Regions from separate parts of the Homo sapiens genome. Here region 2 is linked to region 1. Evidence: chromatin loops called from intact Hi-C (ENCODE). Cell type or tissue: heart left ventricle. All regions are shown on one strand.

What was found. A loop is a pair of places that touch in the nucleus more often than their neighbours do. Peaks named below come from ENCODE experiments on the same cell type or tissue, not always from the same donor. Only the 100,000 strongest peaks of a DNase experiment are listed, where the experiment ranks them.
Region 2: a loop joins it to region 1, with 4 times the contacts of the local background. A loop is called at or near these places in 33 of 110 quality-filtered maps.

What each region holds. Positions count from the first base shown.
Region 1 is chr9:107,483,081-107,485,580 of GRCh38, reverse strand. It overlaps KLF4 (KLF transcription factor 4), which reads left to right. Exons shown (of 5, transcript NM_004235.6): 5 at 1-729. Among named protein-coding and RNA genes, the nearest start is that of KLF4, 5.4 kb to the left of the region's middle. In heart left ventricle, a CTCF peak has its summit at 1,266; no DNase peak of the experiment used is centred here; H3K4me3 peaks cover 2,001 bases; H3K27ac peaks cover 425 bases.
Region 2 is chr9:107,759,603-107,762,102 of GRCh38, reverse strand. All of the region lies in intron 2 of LOC105376208 (a long non-coding RNA gene), which reads right to left. It overlaps LOC105376209 (a long non-coding RNA gene), which reads left to right. Exons shown (of 3, transcript XR_930230.3): 3 at 814-1,214. Among named protein-coding and RNA genes, the nearest start is that of KLF4, 270 kb to the right of the region's middle. In heart left ventricle, no CTCF peak of the experiment used is centred here; a DNase peak (open chromatin) is centred at 1,102; H3K27ac peaks cover 1,176 bases.

The DNA of each region.
Region 1 (2,500 bases):
AAAAGACAAAAATCAAAGAACAGATGGGGTCTGTGACTGGATCTTCTATCATTCCAATTCTAAATCCGACTTGAATATTCCTGGACTTACAAAATGCCAAGGGGGTGACTGGAAGTTGTGGATATCAGGGTATAAATTATATCCGTGAGTTGGGGGAGGGAAGACCAGAATTCCCTTGAATTGTGTATTGATGCAATATAAGCATAAAAGATCACCTTGTATTCTCTTTACCTTCTAAAAGCCATTATTATGATGTTAGAAGAAGAGGAAGAAATTCAGGTACAGAAAACATGTTTAAATAGCCTAAATGATGGTGCTTGGTGAGTCTTGGTTCTAAAGGTACCAAACAAGGAAGCCAAAGTTTTCAAACTGCTGCATACTTTGACAAGGAAAATCTATATTTGTCTTCCGATCAACATTTATGACCTAAGTCAGGTAATATACCTGGTTTACTTCTTTAGCATTTTTATGCAGACAGTCTGTTATGCACTGTGGTTTCAGATGTGCAATAATTTGTACAATGGTTTATTCCCAAGTATGCCTTAAGCAGAACAAATGTGTTTTTCTATATAGTTCCTTGCCTTAATAAATATGTAATATAAATTTAAGCAAACGTCTATTTTGTATATTTGTAAACTACAAAGTAAAATGAACATTTTGTGGAGTTTGTATTTTGCATACTCAAGGTGAGAATTAAGTTTTAAATAAACCTATAATATTTTATCTGAATAATGTTTTTTATTGTTTTGTTTTCCTCCTGGAAAAATATGAACAGTGTTTGGTTTAAACACACCGGGTTAATAAGGCATGTAAGAAGCACGCACAAAAAAGCCAACTTTATGTCAACAAATTAAAATACCTTTTTTTATTAAAAAAAAACTATTTAGTTTTACCATAAATACTATCAATATAGGGCTGAGAACTCTTGATTATTGTACGTTTAAAAATTACAAGATTAAAAACCCAGTTCAGGTTTGCTCTTTCCAAATGTACGTAAAGCTACGTGAAAGCAGTTTCCTTACCTATGATTTTCCCAGTAGAAACAGCTTAATCATCCTTAAATTTGCTCAGTTTAGTATGAAAATATTTATGAAATATATACATTTCAGTTTCATATTTGAAAAAAATCTTTATGGTTTGTCTTTTAAAGTAAATAAAAATAAAAAAGTTTTCTGTGGAGGCCTGTCCCAGCACCCCTCACATCTGAGTAACAAAAGAACCTTCCTACAGCAGACAACCCTAAGAACGTAGTTCCACAGTGCCCTCCTGAGGATTAAAGGGTTCATTTATGCTTGGTGTGTGTTAAAGATACATCACTTCTACTAGTTACAGCCTTAAAGAGGTCAGAACCAAAGTTTCTGGCAGATTGTTTTAAAGCTAAATCAGTTCCCCTGACTGAAGGTGGGAAAACAAACTGAAATAAAATAATTTAAAAATTATTCAAATTCATAAAACTAAGTGTAAAGTAAGATGGTGTTATGGTAAGTTTGTAGCGTTTATATTAGAAGTTTTAATATTAAAACTCAAAACTGCCCTGTTAGAATCTGAAGTTCTTGAGATGGGTGCCTGAAAGATTGAAATTCATTTGGGGCTATCGCAAAATGGAAAAAGCATTTGTGACACTTGTTGACACCTTATATACTTGTAATAGTGATGTGGGTGACTAAACATCATCAAGGGGACAGAGCTCACTGCTCACTGGCATTTTTTTTAGAGTGCTTATTAACTATTGATTGTATCTAGTGTCCAGAGGTGCGTTTGTACCATGGGTACATGTAATAAATGAAATAAAAAATGGATGTTTATAAGAGGCTTATGGTAGATCAGCACAAGGTATTTTCTTTGGCTTTTGAGAGTCCACCATGACTGGAAAGCATAGCATGTGTCTCTGCTTAAAAGAAAACAGGTGCATCAATAGGATGGAATTTTATGTGGCCAAGAACATATTCAAAGCATATTTAATGACATGGAAAAATGCTCATAGTAATGTTAAGTGGAAAAAGCAGGATATAAGACTATCAACAGTACCAATTCAACTGTGTACATTTAAGTGTATGTGTGCTTTGAAGGAGAGAGAGAGAAACAAAAGGAAATTAAGAGAAAACCCTAGAAGGAACTGCCAAAATATTCATACTGGTTTTCTCAGTTTTAATTTTCTTTTCTTTTTTTTTGAGATGGATTCTTGCTTGTCACCAAGGCTGGAGTGCAGTGGTGTGATCTCGGCTCACTGCAATCTCCACTTCACAGGTTCAAACGATTCTCCTGCCTCAGCCTCCTGAGTAGCTGGGATTACAGGCGCCCACCACCACACCCGACGAATTTTTGTATATTCAGTAGAGACAGGGTCTCACCATGTTGGCCAGGCTGGTTTCGAACTGCTGACCTCAAGTGATCCGTCCACCTAGGCCTCCCAAAGTGCTGGGATTACAGGCATAAGCCACCGTGCCCAGCCTAAATTTTCTTTTTTGAAGTTTTCAAATATTCTAAAACAGCTATAGTA
Region 2 (2,500 bases), 280 kb before region 1:
TTTATTGGCTGTTTTCTGGAGGCCAACCACAGGTCCTAGAGACGACCCGCAGTTCCCTGCCACATGGACCTCTCCATAAGCAGGTCACCACATGGCAATTTGTTTCTTCAAAGCCAGCAGGAGAATCTCCTGCTTCAGTCCACTAAGATGGAGTCATATATAGTGCAATATGATCATGAGAGTAATAGCCCATCATTTTTGACCTACGATGGATGGATTTATTTGTATTTTTATCACCACTATCATTTACAATAATTAATATTATCATTCATCATAATCATGCTAAATTTGGTATCCTGAAATATAGTATTAAGATTCCATTTACCTTTTACATAAAAACCTTCCTTAGTTCTCAGTGCCTATGGAATAAAATCCAAGTTCTATAGCCTGCAATTCATGCCCCCCATCCCTGTTATATTCCTGGCCTCATCTTTGCCCAATCCTGGCTCTTTCCCAATGATGCCAAACACTTTCGTCTCCTTTCCTCCTTTCAGCACAGGTAGCCTCTCTGCCTGGCCTGAACTTTGCTTTCCTCTTGGTCAAGTTGGTGTACATATCTTTGCAAACTTATTGGGAAAATGACCTTTACTCTCCCGGAGCCTGCTCAGCCTCTCCCCTCTCTGGGCTCCATAGCTCTGGGAATGTGCATCTTTATACTGCCAGTCACACCATATTATATAATTGCATCAAGCAGTGAGTTTCAGTTCATCTCTAAATTCCAAGACTTGGTACAGATTAGGTCTCAACAAATCATGCTGAATAAATACACAATTAATTTAATTAACAGCAACTTTTCTTTTATGTCCTCTTCAGGTTTGCAAAGTATATTAAGCTGATGTGGGCAAGTTTGGAGTGAGGACGTTCAGCAAAAGACAGAGGGAACCAGCTGGATGACCCTAGCAGGCCTGGAACAGTTTGGAACCGGACGTCCTCTTCTTGTAGACTGACAGGCTCCGGAAAGAAGCCACAGCTTCTCCGTGGAGCCCTGGGCTCAGCACTTCCCGTATTCACTACTGCTATTCTCAGTAGTCCTCTTCCCCAAAGTCTGCTTCCATATTTTCAGGTCTTTGAATGTTGCAGCCAAACCACTGCTCTAGTTCTGAAAGCAGAACCAAAACACACCCCAGGCACCGTTCCCTCACCGACTTCCTATTCCTAGGGCTCCAATCCCAGCCTCCTACCCCTTCATCCTCTCCCTGCTCCCTTACCCTAGAAGCCACACCCACGTTTTGCGCCCTGGCCTTGCACACTGCCAGCCTCCTGCATGCTCTGAGTTTTCCTCTGGGATTCCTCTTCCAGCCAGGCTTCCTGAGACCCCTGTGGGTCTCAGGAACCCTGCTCCTCCCCGCTCTCCTCCTTGCTGAACCACTTCCCCATTTGAATCGTTAATCTCCTCCTCCCTTTATTCTGGGGGAAGCCTGTTCCAAAAGCCAGTGGTGACTTTCTTGGGTTAAAGGCCAGGATTAAAAATAAGTAGGAGTTACCATTTCTGGCCCCATAGTTCCTCAGGCAGGAAGGAGCCACCAAGGCAGCATGGCCTGACCCAGCACAGAGACTGCCGAAAATGACCAGGCCAGCCAGTCCCCCAGGAAAACAGGTCAGGAAAAGCCAAGGCCCACCAAAGGGGTCCAAGAATGAGTTTCGTTTTGTATGAAATGTAGGGAATATTCAATATGCCCATTTTAGAGGCGATTTCTCTCCATTGTGATTCTAGTTAAAATCCACAACCAGAATTCACAGAAGCAGTACTGGGTGAGGGAAAGATATGAAAAAGCTTGGATTTGAATCCCAGCCGTGTAACCCAGGACAAGGTGTGCAAAACCCTGAGAAGCCAAATTTCTCCTATAAAACGAGAAGGAGAAAGCCCTCTACTTGGGATGATTGAGAATCAAATGAGACAATATTTAGTAACTAGCACAGCACAGAATCCGTGGAAGTCTCGCCAAACAAAGCTAATTACCTTCTCCTCTAAAAGTGTTGTTGTTGCCTTCAGTGGAGGCCCCTGGGAGGTTGTCAGGCTGTAGCACTGCCCTACCTGGAATGCATTTAGTACCTGTACCTGCAGGGCACTGTCGTCACTGCCTCATGGGCCTCGCGGCAGGCCTGCCACCACTCCAGCTACCAGTCCAGCCAGGGTGGTGATAAATGGCCCTGAGCCAGCATCCTCAGCAACTTCAGGAGCTGCTGGGAAGAGGTGGCTTTGATGTCAAGCCAAGGGAAGACGTGTTACAATTATCTAAATTATTCAAGGCCCCCACAAATTTCAGAGAGCTGTAGGTTGCTTGCAGATGATTGTAAATTCCCTGCCTACCACTTCTTTATCACACCAACTAGGCTTTCAGTTCCCTGTCAAGTCCCTCTGTCTTACACCTCAGTGCCTTTGTATGTACCAGAGTCTCTGCTTAGAATTCTTTTTGCTCCCCTGTCACTGCCCAGAACATCCCCCCTCACACTTCAGGTCTCAGCCCCATGGTCCCTGTTTCAGGAAGCCGTCCCTGAT